Regions from separate parts of the Homo sapiens genome. Here region 2 is linked to region 1. A link is an interaction called in ENCODE POLR2A ChIA-PET data of the cell type or tissue named here. Cell type or tissue: MCF 10A. All regions are shown on one strand.

Evidence for each region. ChIA-PET counts read pairs that join two places held together with the same protein. Peaks named below come from ENCODE experiments on the same cell type or tissue, not always from the same donor. Only the 100,000 strongest peaks of a DNase experiment are listed, where the experiment ranks them.
Region 2: POLR2A ChIA-PET joins it to region 1 with 11 read pairs; 5 of 35 experiments call an interaction of 5 or more read pairs at or near these places.

Annotation. Positions count from the first base shown.
Region 1 is chr5:131,160,768-131,168,767 of GRCh38, reverse strand. HINT1 (histidine triad nucleotide binding protein 1) reads left to right here and starts at 3,512. Exons shown (of 3, transcript NM_005340.7): 1 at 3,512-3,673; 2 at 6,092-6,196. The coding sequence starts at 3,563. RefSeq lists enhancers at 3,143-3,192, 3,463-4,122, 4,123-4,783 and silencers at 3,343-3,392, 3,403-3,482, 3,693-4,332. In MCF 10A, a CTCF peak has its summit at 3,497; DNase peaks (open chromatin) are centred at 3,447 and 4,137.
Region 2 is chr5:131,309,668-131,317,667 of GRCh38, reverse strand. CDC42SE2 (CDC42 small effector 2) reads right to left here. Exons shown (of 5, transcript NM_001375635.1): 2 at 1,524-1,692. Among named protein-coding and RNA genes, the nearest start is that of CDC42SE2, 50 kb to the right of the region's middle. RefSeq lists a silencer at 5,117-5,338 and an enhancer at 5,079-5,887. In MCF 10A, no CTCF peak of the experiment used is centred here; a DNase peak (open chromatin) is centred at 4,817.

The DNA of each region.
Region 1 (8,000 bases):
AAGGAAGCAGAGTCAGGGAGAAGTTTGAAGATGTTCTGCTGCTGGCTTTGAAGATGGAGGAAGATGGAGGAAGGGGCCACAAACCAAGCAAGCCTCCTCTAGAAATTGGAAACGGTGAGGAAATGATTTCTTCCCTAGAGCATCCAGAAGGAATGCACCCTTGCCAACACTTGATTTTAGCTCAGTGAAACTCAATTTGGACTTCTGACTTACAAAATGCTACCTGTTTTTGGCTCCTTCCATTTTCTTTTCCTTTTTTTTTTTTTTTTTTTTTTTTTTTTGAGAAGGAGTCTCCTACTGTCGCCCAGGCTGGAGTGCAGTGGCATGATCTCAGCTCACTGCAAGCTCCGCCTCCCTGATCTCAGCTCACTGCAAGCTCCGCCTCCCGTGTTCACGCCGTTCTCCTGCCTCGGCCTCCTGATTATCTGGGACTACAGGCGCCTGCCACCACGCCCAGCGAATTTTTTATATTTTTAGTAAAGACGGGGTTTGACCATGTTAGCCAGGATGGTCTCAATCTCCTGACCTCGTGATCCGCCTGCCTTGGCCTCCCAAAGTGCTGGGATTACAGGCGTGAGCCACCGCACCTGGCCCAACTCCTTCCATTTTCAAAGCCAATAATGGAGCTTTTTTTTTTTTTTCGAGACAGAGTCTTACCCTGTTGCCAAGGCTGCAATGGCATGATCTCGGCTCACTGCAACCTCCGCCTCACAGGTTCAAACGATTCTCCTGCCTCAGCCTCCCGAGTAGCTGGGATTACAGGCTCCTGCCACCATGCCCAACTATTTTTGGTATTTTTAGTAGAGACAGGGTTTCACCATGTTGGCCAGGCTGGTCTCAAACGCCTGACCTCATGATAGCCCACCTCGGCCTCCCAAAGTGCTGGGATTACAGTCGTGAGTCACCACACCCGGCCGAGCATTTTCAAATCTCAGACTCTCACCTCTGCCTCTGTGGTCACATCTCCTTCTCTTACTCTCACTCTTCTGTGTCTCTCTTTCACTTACAAGGGCTGTTGTGATTACTTTGGGCCCACCTAGATAATGCAGGAACCTCCCTATTCCAAGATCCTTAACTTAATCACATCTACAAAATCCCACTTACCATGTAAAGTAACATATTCACAGGCTCCAGGGATTAGGACATGGGCATCTTCTGCCTAGCACACTGAGTTTGCGTGATGCCAGTCAATAAGGTTGAAATGGAAAGAAATGAGGTAGAAGCAGCAGCAATGGGCCTGATCACACAGGGCCCTATAAGCCAAGGTAAGGATGTTGGATTTTATTCTGTGATGTTATACACTAGCATATTACCAGCAGGAGAGTGACATTATGATTTATATTTTATAAAGATCATTTTGGGTGCTGTGTGGCAAATTAACTACAATGGAAGCAGATAGGTTATCCAACTAGGAGCCTTTCAAAGTACTCCAGGAAAGAGATGTTAGTAGCTTGGATTAGAGTAGTGGAGATAGAGGAGATAAGTGATTAGATCCTTGGTGATGTGTGTTGAAAGTACAGAGAGAAGGTTTAAGGATGATTTCAAGGCTTTTTGGCTGGAGTGACTGGGTGAATGGTGGTACAGCAGATACAGAATCCTGCAAAAGGAGGTTTTGGTTTGTTTGTTGTGGAGGGAGTCAAAATAAAATTGCAGTGCCTGGTAGCCATCTAAGTGGAGGTGGTCAATAGGCTGTAATGTATGTCACAGACCAGTCTGGAATTAAGGGAAGAGGTAGGTCAAGAGACAAATACTTGAGAGTCACTACTCTATAGATGGTAAAGCCTTCAGATGGAATGAAAGCTGACCATGTTATTTATTATCCAAACCAGCACACATTTTTTTATTTTGACAATTTCAGACACATAAAAGTTGCAAGAATAATACATAGAATTTGCATATGCCTTTCAGTCAGATTCTCCAAATGTTAACATTTTATTGTAATTGCTTTATCCTTTTCTATTTCTCTAATTACCTATAGACAGACACTTTTTCTCTGAACTATTTGAAAGTAAGTTGCGGACATGATACCCATAGCCTTAAATACTTCAGTGGGTTTTTCCTACAAAGACATTCCCTTGTATCAGTAGTTCTTAAAGTATGGTTCCCGGGCCAGCAGCAACTGTATCACCTGGAAAGTTAGAAACCTAACTTGTAGGGCCCCACCCCAGATCAACTGATTTTGACAATTTTTCTGTGGTTATGAAAGGAAATTAACATGACTTCAAAACTATTATCTAATTTATAGGCATTATTTAGATTTTACGAATTGTCCCAGTAATGTCTTTGATAGCAAAAGTACCAAATGGACACTTTTGAGATTAAAGGCAACCACATTCAATAATTTTGCCAAGACAAGGGTAGTAATGTAATCATAAAAGGCAGCTGAGCTCACATCTGTAATCCCAGCACTTTGGGAGGCTGAGGCGGGTGGAACACCTGAGGTCAGAAGTTTGAGAACAGCCTGGCCAGCATGGGGAAACCCTGTCTCTACTAAAAATACAAAAATTAGCCAGGTGTGGTGGTGCGCGCCTGTAGTCCTAGCTACTTGGGAGGCTGAGGCATGAGAATCACTCGAACTCGGGAGGCAGAGGTTGCAATGAGCCGAGATTGTGCCACTGCAGTCGAGCCTGGGCGACAGAGCAAGAATCTATCTAAAAAAAAAAAAGGCATTGAGGAGGTATACTTTTTCTTAATACGTACACTTAGAGGTCTGGTATGATAACTGTAATTGTCTATAGGATTTTATAAATGGATGTCCTTAGTGACCTTGACAAGAGGGAAATGGACTCAAAAATGAAAGATAAGAAAGCAGACATGGTATGTAGAAAACTTCTTTATAAAACGAGCAAAGATACGGAGGGGGATGTGGGATTAAGGAAGGTTTTTTTTTTTAAAGTGGGTCATTTTATTAATACATTATGTTGATTGCTGCTGGGAAAAATTCTTTGCAGAGCAGTCTAGGGAGGTTTACAAACTACTGATGCCTGGGGCTCATCTCCAAAGATTCTTATTTAATGGATCTGGGCTGCAGCCAGGTTCACGGGGATTTTTAAAAGCTCCCCAAGTGATCTTAATGTGTAGTCAAGATTGAGAACCACTGGTAGAGAGAGAAAAAAACTCTGTTGAAGAGAGGACTTAAAATCTGCTGCAGCAGCAAGACCTTAAATAATCTAAGTGCTAAGTTGCAGCCAGCACCACTTAAATTATCAAATCTTGTCAGTTACAGTATCCAACTTTCCCTACAAGCATCCATAGGCAGACGAAGGGTTTATACCAGTAACTGCATTCCCCAGGAGACAAGAAAGGAGGATAGAAAAACGACTTAGGAATCTCCTTGGAGCTCAAGACCAGGAACTTCCCCAAGCCGGAGGTCCCTGAGGCGCTCTAGCGCGCTGGCCGCACTCGCAGCCCAGGTCGCCAGTGCGCACGCGCAAGATTAGGTGGGGCGCCAGAGCCGGGGCACCTGCGCAGGCTTGGCTGCGCCCTCTCGCGCCGCACGCTCTGCGGGTTCCTCCCTTCTTCCGAGCCTCTCCTCTGGCCGCCGCGCGGGAGAGAGGCCGAGATGGCAGATGAGATTGCCAAGGCTCAGGTCGCTCGGCCTGGTGGCGACACGATCTTTGGGAAGATCATCCGCAAGGAAATACCAGCCAAAATCATTTTTGAGGATGACCGGGTAGGTACTGGGCACCACCTCTCTCGCCTGCTGAGGTGGGTATCGTCCGCGGATCCTCGGGTTTCTCGCGGAGGGAGAGGAGGGGTCGCGAGTGTAGCGGCGACGGGAGGGGACCTGGCTGCCCTGGTCCAGCGGGCCCCCAGCCAGCGGACAGGGCCCGGGCACTCCGAGGCGGCCTGCCGGCGCGTGCCGGCGCTCCGGTTACTCGTTATCTGCCCCGGGCGCGGGCCAGGCCGCCGGGCGCCCTGAGTGCCGCACCGCGGGGCCTGGGCGCGTGTCGGGGCGCACTGGGGCCCCCGCGTGGAAGCCCGCCGGTTCCCCGGCTGCCTCGGACCTTGCCTGTATCAGGAATCTCGAAATCTCGCCAGCGCTCTGCCTGACAGAGAGAAACCCGATCGCGCCCTGACTCAGGCCCAATCTCCGCGATCTCCCGCGCACAGCCGGCCTGCCAGGGCCCGGCGTTCCTGGGCGCTGCTCAGCAAGGCATTGTGCTCGAGGGCCCCAGGGGCGCTGGGAGGTGCGCGGGCCGTCTGGGCCTGCCGGCTTCCTCCGCGGGGTGCGGCTTGCCACCCTCACCCCTACCCCTATCCCTATCTCCACCCCAAGGCCTACCCTGGGCTAGCGAGGCGATCTCCTGAGATAAGAAGTGGGCCCGCGTCTGGGATTTGCTTTCCGTTGACCTCTCCCGCTGAACATTTTGGACTTACAAACAGCTGAATGATTCTTTTTGTATTCAACAGGAAGTAATTTTATGCCAAGAGACTAAGACTGTAGTTTTTGTTGACTTCTTGTAGGTGAAATCCCAGTTGATGTGACTTTGAGATATCTTGTGTAAATTATTTAGTGGCCAGTTGTATTTTTGGGATTGGATCTCAGATAAAGCTGGGCAGATTGGCTGATTTAGATAGAACAAATTTTGTAAACAGTTTTGTTAAATTTAGGAAATATAAAATCTAAGAAAAACATTTATTCTACTAATGTCGGTTAGATTCAAAACGTTATCAAAAATTTAATTAGGTTCCTCTAGGTAAATTAAAAAAAAAAATACTTTGTCTCTACTCAGGGGAAATTCTTTGGTTTTAGAAAAAATATTTCTTTTTAAAGTTCGCAGTTGCCTTTGAGAAATGGTTCTTGAAAAATTTACATTTGAACCACCGAAGTCCAACTGTAGAACGGCAGGAAGCATTCTAAATGAATCAGCATTTTGTAGGGAGTACCCAGTAGAATTACTCCTGAGACAAATAAGTGTGGATGGGTTTTATTAAAACAGCTTTCACTTCAGCAGTGAGCAAGAGATTCGAAAATATTCATGTCATATGTGTATTTACAGACACTGTTTTAAATAATTAGTCTAAATGCTAAAGAATATCATATATATACTCTTCAGCTTTACACAAAAGGATAGGTATATTTCTTAAATAGTTGAGTAAAGTGAGAATAGATATTAATCAAGTATCAGACAAATATGTAGTTACAAAACTGATTGCTATCATAAAGAAAAAAAAAAAACCAGGAAATTGCACAACTAGGACTCTGACCTGGGAGTAATGGGACGGGGAGGGCAATCAGAGGTTTTTTTCTGTTTTTTCTTTTTTCTCCCAGAAATCATGTATGTGCTGGGAATGGAATGGCGGAATGACTAGCAGTTTAAATTAGACGGAAGTTGGGGTTTGGAGGGGGAGAGGATCATTGAAAAAGCTCTGAGGGCAGAGAGCTCAGAAGGCCAGTTCCATGTGAAGACCTGCAGGAGATCTGGAGAGGCAGGCAAGGATTAGCATGGCCAATTTTTATGCATTCATTGGCTCCCAGTTTAAATGTCACTGCCTCAGAGTTGTTCTTAAACACTTAATCTAAATCAGGCTTTTCCTGTAATGATCATTCATATTTTTCCTTTGTAACATGTATGACCTTTGGTGATTATACTTTTAAAGTTGGTCTTCCCATAAGACTTCCATGGAGTCCGGGTGCAGTAGCTCACGCCTGTAATCCCAGCACTCTGGGAGGCCGAGGCAGGTGGATCACCTGAGGTCAGGAGTTCGAGACCAGCCTGGACAACATGGTGAAACCCCGTCTCTACAAAAACACAAAAATTAGCTGGGCATGATGGCACGTGCCTGTAATCCCAGCTACTTGGGAGGCCGAGGCAAGAGAATCACTTGAACCCAGGAGGCGGAGGTTGCAGTGAGCTGAGATCATGCCATTGCACTACAGCCTGGGTGACAGAGTGAGATTCCATCTCAAAAAAAAAAAGACTTCCATGGAAAGGACCACGGCACCATTCGTAATGTGTACACTTCTGTTTTCTTAGCATCTAGTGCCCTCCATGTAGTTACTGCTCAGTAAATACTTGTTGAAATAAGTTTTATCCTACCAATATACTAAAAGTTTGATTTATTTATTTATTTCTCTTTTCCCTAGTGCCTTGCTTTCCATGACATTTCCCCTCAAGCACCAACACATTTTCTGGTGATACCCAAGAAACATATATCCCAGATTTCTGTGGCAGAAGATGATGATGAAAGTGTAAGTACATTTCTAACATGATTTATTTTCTTGCTTTTTAAATTGTGAGATTAATTTTGTCCTTAAAGTGCTGTCACATTTTCATCTTCCTAAGGTCATTACTAAGGAAAAACCAGAAAAACCATTAGGACTTCAACTGCCCAGCTGTTTTCCAAAGTTACTGCATCATTTTGTATCCCACCAGCAATGAATGAGCGTTCCAGCTTCTCCGTATCCTTATCAACACTTGCTATTACCTTTTTTTTTTTTTTTTGAGACAGAGTCTTGCTCTGTCGCCCAGGCTGCAGTGCAGTGGCACTCGGCTCACTGCAAGCTCCACCTCCCTGGTTCACACCATTCTCCTGCCTCAGCCTCCCGAGTAGTGGGACAACAGGCGCCCGCCACCAAGGCTGGCTAATTTTTTGTATTTTTAGTAGAGACGGCTTTCACCATGTTAGTCAGGATAGTTTCGATTTCCTGACCTCGTGATCCGCCCGCCTCGGCCTCCCAAAGTGCTGGGATTACACGCGTGAGCCACCGTTCCTGGCCTATTATATTCTTAAAGTAAGCTAGAGAAAAGGTTATTAAGAAAATCATAAGGAAGAGAAAATATATTTACTATTTATTAAGTCGAGTGAATCATAAAGGTCTTCATCCCTGTCATCTTCATGTTGAGTAGGCTGAGGAAGACGAGGGGTTGGTCTAGCTGTAGCTGTCTCAGGGGTGGCAGAGGCAGAAGAAAATTTGCATATGAGTAGACCTGCACGGGTCAAACCCATGTTGTGCAAGGGTCAGTTGTATTTACTTGGGGATACCTTTTTAAAGTGAGACATTATTTCTGAAACTTAGAAACTTCAAGGCATTAATTTTTAATTCAATATATTTGTACAAATCACAGAGTTCAAAGATTAGAGCGAGTACTTAATGGTAAAATACCGTCTTATATGCAATAACATTAAACCCTCAGAATACATTTTTTTCTTTTTTTTTTTTTTTTGAGACGGAGTTTCGTTCTTGTTGCCCAGGCTGGAGTGCAATGGCACGATCTCGGCTCACCGCAACCTCTGCCTCCTGGGTACAAGCGATTCCCCTGCCCTCCTGAGTAGCTGGGATTACAGGCATGCCATCACGCCTGGCTTATTTGTATTTTTAGTAGAGATGGGGTTTCTCCATGTTGGTCAGGTTAGTCTCGAACTCCCAACCTCACGTGATCCACCCGCCTCAGCCTTCCAAAGTGCTGGGATTACAGGTGTCAGCCACCACGCCCAGCCCCAGAATACAAATTTTTAACATTTAGTATAATTAGACAGTCATGGCATTTTAAGGTCAGAGCTTCTTACTCAAATGCAGCTCTTTTCTGTAAGGACAATAAAATGTTAATTTTTACTCAGTTAACATTCTAAATTAGTGTTTTAAGGTCATCTCTTTTACTTAGAAGACAGTTGTTGGCCAGGAAACGTTTACTGAACCAGCTTTAAAACCGTGCTAATTCATAATTAAATGTTGTGACCAATATAGGTATCTGCTGTACAAAATTTTATATAGATGCTCATCAACTTAAGATGGGCTTACATGCTGATAAACCCATCATAAGTTGAAAATATTGTATGTCTGTTGAAAATGCGTGTAAGACACCTAACTTACTGAACATTATAGCCTAGCCTAGTCTAACTTAAGCTTGCTCGGAACACTTAACGTTAACCTACAGTTGGGCAAAATCATCTAATACAGAGCCTATTCTGTAACAGAGTGTTGAATATCTCATGTAAGAGTATTTTACTGCATATCACCAGTCTGGAAAAGGATCAGAATTCGAAGTATGGTT
Region 2 (8,000 bases), 150 kb before region 1:
TAGAAAGAAACATTTATATCTAGAGCCAGGTCAAAAAAAAAAAATGATTTGTTTCACAGAGCTTTAAAACATAAGCAACTAGATCATCCATCCTATGGCCCAAGATCCCTCTTACTACATCACCGCCAAACTTCCCTCCACCTCCCCCAAAACACACAGTCCTAAGAACAGAGTGGGGATGCACACTTTAGGGAATCTTTCTGTGAATGTGCATTCCAAAGCCAAATACAAATTATTCCTGAATTATGCTTCTTACTATTGACGTCCCTCATTCCTATAATTATCACAGAAAATAGAAGGCAAACTATTCTGTTTTTATAATGAAGAAGAAAGTGAAATTCCATTTATTAGATTGAAAGCCAATACTCAAACATAAAGGAGAGAACCTGGTTCTGACGGTAAAGTTGGACAAAAACAAAAGGCAACATTGTCTGGAGTAGAACTAACCACTTGAACATGTGTTACATACTGGAAGTCTTAAAGAAAAAACAAACTTCACTCATAATCCTAGAGGGAAGCAGTGTGGGTAAAGAAAAGGATGTGAATTTAAAAAAAAAAATCTCTGTAATTATTAGATTCTACGGATTGGTTTTTCAAATACTTATCAAGTAATTCAGTTAAGCAAACATGTATTGATGACATCATTAAGAAGTATTAGAGTCAGATACAATAGGAATATAAACATACCCCTTGACTTCATAAAGCTTGTAAGGGGCTACAAAGAACATGATCAAGTAGAAATGTGTGCGACACTAAAAAACATGGCTTTGAGTAATCAAAAAAGGAAGAAACCAAATAAATCTAGATAATTTCTATAGCAAATAACAGGAAATCTCAAGGCAAAACTGCTTAAACAATAAGAAAATTCAGATAGAGAGGCTATAGGCATGGTAAATGGAACTCTAGTTCTACTTTTCTCCAGTTCCCTTGGTTCTCCCTCCTTCACATAAGGCACCACCTTCAGGCTACTAAAAAGATGGCTCCAGCACTTCCACACATCACATCTACGTAATATCAGCTCTGCGGAGAAGAGGGACCATCTATTTTCTTCCTTTTCACAAAAGCAAGAAAGATTTCCCCAAAAGCCTCTTGCAGATGTCCCTTTTGTCTCTCATTGGACAAAACTGTTTCTCATGTCCATTCCTAAAACAATCACTCCCAAAGAGAATGAGACCTACCACAACTAAGATTAAAATGGATGCTGGTAACTATCATGACCATCATTTCAGCGCTGGCTGAATATTTCAAATACAGTATTTCAGGCCTCGGACTGAAGAACAAATAATAGAGAAAAATGCCTAGGCAAAGGAAAGGATGTGCCTAACTGGAAGAAGCAAGCCAAACTCTGAAATCAGACATTAAACATGATGTTAGGGATAAAGAATTCCCTTAAACTGCACTGCTGTCCTCCTCTGTAATATAAAAATTAATGTCAGCAAATGCTAAGAATGTAGAAGTAGTCATCCTCTTTTTATGGAAAGGGTTTAGGTTATTTAATTATCAGTGGAGATTATCAGACTTACCACTCCTCAGCAATGGAGTAACACATTCAGCTACTTCTGGGTTAAGAACATTCCATATTATGCATACAGATGACCGCAGATTCACTGTCAGTAGTTATTCCTTGCAGATTTCTTCTCATTTGGGTTCCAGGTTTCACTCAAAAATTCACACACTCAAATCTGGCCCTATCTGCAAATGAAAGCATGCAATTAGGAGGCAAAAAGCTACAGAGAGCAATTCCCCCTCCCCCATCTATAATTAACTGATCCATATAAAGACTGAACTCAAACACTAGGCTCACTAAGCACCATGTTTAACCTAAGCAACCTGCATTTCAACACCATAACGTGCTTATTATACACAGTTAACACACTTTTCCCACCATATAAATTTATTGTTGCTTCCACATTATATCTACCCACCGGGCAGAATCCAGCAGACAGATACCTTTGGTGGACCCACACTAGGTTGGTCTGCATGGTTAAAGGATAACTGCCTACATTTATAAATCAGGACTTTACATGAAAATCCAGATTTTGGACCTCTCTTGAAAAATCAGAATATCTGGCAATACTGGCCCCACATTCCCATATGGAAACAATCTTCTGGAGCTGATTAGCAGCTAACTAACCCTGTGGATGGGACTCTGCAGTTCTCCACAGAAGTCGCCACTCTCCTTTATGTTACAACCTGGCTCACAATTACTTGTCTGTACCCTGCAGACATCTGAGCTTGCAAACTCTGCTACGTATTTCTAATAGCTCCCAGGGAACATTTTAGTATTGTCACAGCCAAGCATGTTTCTCTGCCTTGAGGATATAATATAGCATAAGGGGATAACAAACATGGACTTAAGAGTCAGAAGCTGAAGTTCAAATTCTGCAAATGACTAGCTGTGTGACCTCAGGTCTGTTTTTAACCTAAGATATAGTTCATCTAAAAGCGTCCAAATAAACCTATAAGCCTTAACACAGTAGACAAAACACGCCTAAAATCTAACGTGTCCAACCTGAATTGACAATACTAGATACACTGCTTCCTCAGTCTTCGTCATCTCAACAAATCACACCATAATCCATATATTCCGCTCAAGCCACAAACATAAAGTCCCACATACTCTTCCTTGTCTCCCAAAGCCATCACCAAGGCAACTGGCTCTTCCTCCAAAACACATAACTTGAACAGATTCTTAGAATTCCAGTCATAAAAACAAACAGCAATTCATCCTTCATAATCAATTACTTTGCTGAAATTGCCTATAAATTTAACACCTTAAATAATGGTAGCTTGAAGTGTCAAGGTTCCATATTATGAAGAATACTGGTACTTCATTAAAGGAAAAATGAATTTCATTAAAGGAAAAATGAAAACCATTGGGGTTGCTTAATCTCATTCCTGGCAAGACATTGATATTAATTTTATAAACTTACACATTTCTTCAACTCTAAACTGACAGTGAACTAAGAGGCTATGCTAACTCTGATAACGAAATTAGGAAAACCAAGACTACTATTAATAGAATAAATAAGTCTAGGAAGGTTGCAGGATCAATACTCAAAAACCAAGATTAATACTCAAAAATCAATTCTATTTCTATAGAACACTTGTACAAAGAATAATCAGAAGCCAGGCACGGTGGCTCATATGTATAATCCCAGCACTCTGGGAGGCCAGGGTGGGATGATTGCTTGAGGCCAGGATTTTAAGACCAGCCTGGGAAACACAGGGAGACCCTGTCTCAACAACAACAAAAAAAATGTTTTAAGTTAACCAGGCATGGTGGAGCATGCCTGTAGTCCTAGCTACTCAGGAGGCTGTGGTGGGAGGATTACTTGAGCCCAAGAGTTCGAGGTTACAGTGAGCTATGATTGTGCCACTGAACTCCAACCCCGGCAACAGAGCCAGATCCTGTCTCCAAAAAAAAAAAAAAAGGACAATCATTTAAAAAATAATTTCATTTGTAGTGTAAAAGTATGAATTATGAAGAAATTATCAAATTATGTGCAAAAACAAATAGAGAATAATATTATGTTCATAGATCAATGAAGTCAATGATGTTAACATGTCAATTCTCCCCAATTTGATCAATATAGTCAACACAATTCTAATAAGAATCCCAGCTGACCTTTTTGTAGAATAAACTGGCATGTTTATTCTAAAATCCTACAGTTTAGTCGGGCATGGTGGTGCACACCTGTAATCCCAGCTACTCGGAAGGCCGAGGCAGGAGGATCGCTTGAACCCAGGAGACAGAGGTTGCAGTGAGCCAAGATCATGCCACTGCACTACGGCCAGGGTGACAGAGTGAGACTCTGCCTCAAAATAAATAAAATAAATTAATTAAATAAAATCATATGGAAATGGCAAAGAGCTAGATCAATCAAAACGGCTTTTAAAAAGGGCAAAAATTTTGGAAGCCTTATACAACCAGAATTCAAGGTTTATTATAAAGCTACAAAAACACTGTACTAGTAGGCAGAGAGACTTAACAGGTCAATAAAACAAAACTGAGAGTCCAGAAATACAACTACACACATGTAGTCAACTTATTTTCCATAAGGGTACAAAGGCAATCCAGCAGAGAAAGGATAGCTTTCTCAACAAATGAAGCTGGAACAACTGAATATTCATACCGCATGCCAAAATTAACTCAAAATCAATCACAGACCTAAAGGTAAAACCATAAAACTTCCATAAAATCTTTGTGGCCTTATCTTGGGCAAAGATTAGTAAACTAAAACACAAAAGCACAATCCACTTAAAAAAGACAAAGTAATAATTTCATTCAAATACTAATTTCTGCTATTTGCAAGACACTGTTAACAGAATGAAAGATAAGCCTCAGAAATAAAAGGCATCCAAACAGAAAAGGAAGAAGAGAGGGGCCAGGCGCGGTGGCTCATGCCTGTAATCCCAGCACTTTGGGAGGCCGAGGCAGGCAGATCACGAGGTCAGGAGATGGAGACCATCCTGGCTAACATGGCAAAACCCCGCCTCCACTAAAAATACAAAAAATCAGCCGGGCGTCGTGGCAGGCACCTGTAGTCCCAGCTACAAGGGAGGCTGAGGCAGCAGAATGGTGTGAACCCGGGAGGCAGAGCTTTCAGTGAGCCAAGATCACGCCACTGCACTACAGCCTGGGTGACAGAGCAAGACTCCGTCTAAAAAAAAAAAAGAAAAGAAAAGAAAAAGAAAAGGGAGGAGGAGCCAAGATGGCCGAATAGGAACAGCTCCCGTCTACAGATCCCAGCGTGAGCGACACAGAAGACGGGTGATTTCTGCATTTCCATCTGAGGTACTGGGTTCATCTCACTAGGGAGAGCCAGATCGTGGGCGCAGGTCAGTGGGTGCGCACACCGTTTGCAAGCCAAAGTAGGGCGAGGCATTGCCTCACTCGGGAAGTGCAAGGGGTCAGGGAGTTCCCTTTCCTAGTCAAAGAAAGGGGTGACGGACGGCACCTGGAAAATCGGGTCACTCCCACCCAAATACTGTGCTTTTCCGAGGGGCTTAAAAAACAGCGCACCACGAGATTATATCCCGCGCCTGGCTCGGAGGGTCCTACGCCCACGGAGTATCGCTGATTGCTAGCACAGCAGACTGAGATCAAACTGCAAGGCAGCAGCCAGGCTGGGGGAGGGGCACCCACCATTGCCCAGGCTTGCTTAGGTAAACAAAGCAGCCTGGAAGCTCAAACTGGGTGGAGCCCACCACAGCTCAAGGAGGCCTGCCTGCCTCTGTAGGCTCCACCTCTTGGGGCAGGGCACAGACAAACAAAAAGCAGTAACCTCTGCAGACTTAAATGTCCCTGTCTGACAGCTTTGAAGAGAGCACTGGCACTCCCAGCACGCAGCTGGAGACCTGAGAACGGGCAGACTGCCTCCTCAAGTGGGTCCCTGACCCCTAACCCCCGAGAAGCCTAACTGGGAGGCACCCCCCAGCAGGGGCACACTGACACCTCACACAGCAAGGTACTCCAACAGACCGGCAGCTGAGGGTCCTGTCTGTTAGAAGGAAAACTAACAAACAAAAAGGACATCCACACCAAAAACCCATCTGTACATCACCATCATCAAAGACCAAAAGTAGATAAAACCACAAAGATGGGGAAAAAACAGAACGGAAAAACTGGAAACTCTAAAAAGCAGAGCGCCTCTCCTCCTCCAAAGGAATGCAGTTCCTCACCAGCAACAGAACAAAGCTGGACAGGGAATGACTTTGACGAGCTGAGTGAAGAAGGCTTCAGACGATCAAATTACTCTGAGCTACTGGAGGACATTCAAACCAAAGGCAAAGAAGTTGAAAACTTTGAAAAAAAATTTAGAAGAATGTATAACTAGAATAACCAATACAGAGAAGTGCTTAAAGGAGCTGATGGAGCTGAAAACCAAAGCTCAAGAACTACGGGAAGAATGCAGAAGCCTCAGGAGCCGATGTGATCAACTGGAAGAAAGGGTATCAGCGATGGAAGATGAGATGAATGAAATGAAGTGAGAAGGGAAGTTCAGAGAAAAAAGAATAAAAAGAAACGAGCAAAGTCTTCAAGAAATATGGGACTATGTGAAAAGACCAAATCTACGTCTGATTGGTATACCTGAAAGTGATGGGGAGAATGGAACCAAGTTGGAAAACACTCTGCAGGATATTATCCAGGAGAACTTCCCCAATCTAGCAAGGCAGGCCAACGTTCAGATTCAGGAAATACAGAGAACGCCACAAAGATACTCCTTGAGAAGAGCAACTCCAAGACACATAATTGTCAGATTCACCAAAGTTGAAATCAAGGAAAAAATATTAAGGGCAGCCAGAGAGAAAAGTCGGGTTACCCACAAAGGGAAGCCCATCAGACTAACAGCGGATCTCTCGGCAGAAACCCTACAAGCCAGAAGAGAGTGTGGGCCAATATTCAACATTCTTAAAGAAAAGAATTTTCAACCCAGAATTGCATATCCAGCCAAACTAAGCTTCATAAGTGAAGGAGAAATAAAATCCTTTACAGACAAGCAAATGCTGAGAGATTTTTGTCACCACCAGGCCTGCCCTAAAAGAGCTCCTGAAGGAAGCACTAAACATGGAAAGGAAAAACTGGTACCAGCCGCTGCAAAATCATGCCAAAATGTAAAGACCATCCAGACTAGGAAGAAACTGCATCAACTAACGAGCAAAATAACCAGCTAACATCATAATGACAGGATCAAATTCACACATAACAATATTAACTTTAAATGTAAATGGACTAAATGCTCCAATTAAAAGACAGACTGGCAAATTGGATAAAGAGTCAAGACCCATCAGTGTGCTGTATTCAGGAAACCCATCTCACGTGCAGAGACACACATACGCTCAAAATAAAAGGATGGAGGAAGCTCTACCAAACAAATGGAAAACAAAAAAAGGCAGGGGTTGCAATCCTAGTCTCTGATAAAACAGACTTTAAACCATCAAAAATCAAAAGAGACAAGGCCATTACATAATGGTAAAGGGATCAATTCAACAAGAAGAGCTAACTATCCTAAATATATATGCACCCAATACAGGAGCACCCAGATTCATAAAGCAAGTCCTGAGTGACCTACAAAGAGACTTAGACTCCCACACATTAATAATGGGAGATTTTAACACCCCACTGTCAACATTAGACAGATCAATGAGACAGAAAGTCAACAAGGATATCCAGGAATTGAACTCAGCTCTGCACCAAGCAGACCTAATAGACATCTACAGAACTCTCCACCCCAAATCAACAGAATATACATTTTTTTCAGCACCACACCACACCTATTCCAAAATGGACCACATACTAGGAAGTAAAGCTCTCCTCAGCAAATGTAAAAGAACAGAAATTATAACAAACTATCTCTCAGACCACAGTGCAATCAAACTAGAACTCAGGATTAAGAATCTCACTCAAAACCGCTCAACTACATGGAAACTGAACAACCTGCTCCTGAATGACTACTGGGTACATAACAAAATGAAGGCAGAAATAAAGATGTTCTTTGAAACCAACGAGAACAAAGACACAACATACCAGAATCTCTGGGACACATTCAAAGCAGTGTGTAGAAGGAAATTTATAGCACTAAATGCCCACAACAGAAAGCAGGAAAGATCCAAAATTGACACCCTAACATCACAATTAAAAGAACTAGACAAGCAAGAGCAAACACATTCAAAAGCTAGAAGAAGGCAAGAAATAACTAAGATCAGAGCAGAACTGAAGGAAATAGAGACACAAAAAACCCTTCAAAAAATTAATGAATCCAGGAGCTGGTTTTTTGAAAGGATCAACAAAATTGATAGACCGCTAGCAAGACTAATAAAGAAAAAAAGAGAGAAGAATCAAATAGACCCAATAAAAAATGATAATGGGGATATCACCACCGATCCCACAGAAATACAAACTACCATCAGAGAATACTACAAACACCTCTACGCAAATAAACTAGAAAATCTAGAAGAAATGGATAAATTCCTGGACACATACACTCTCCCAAGAC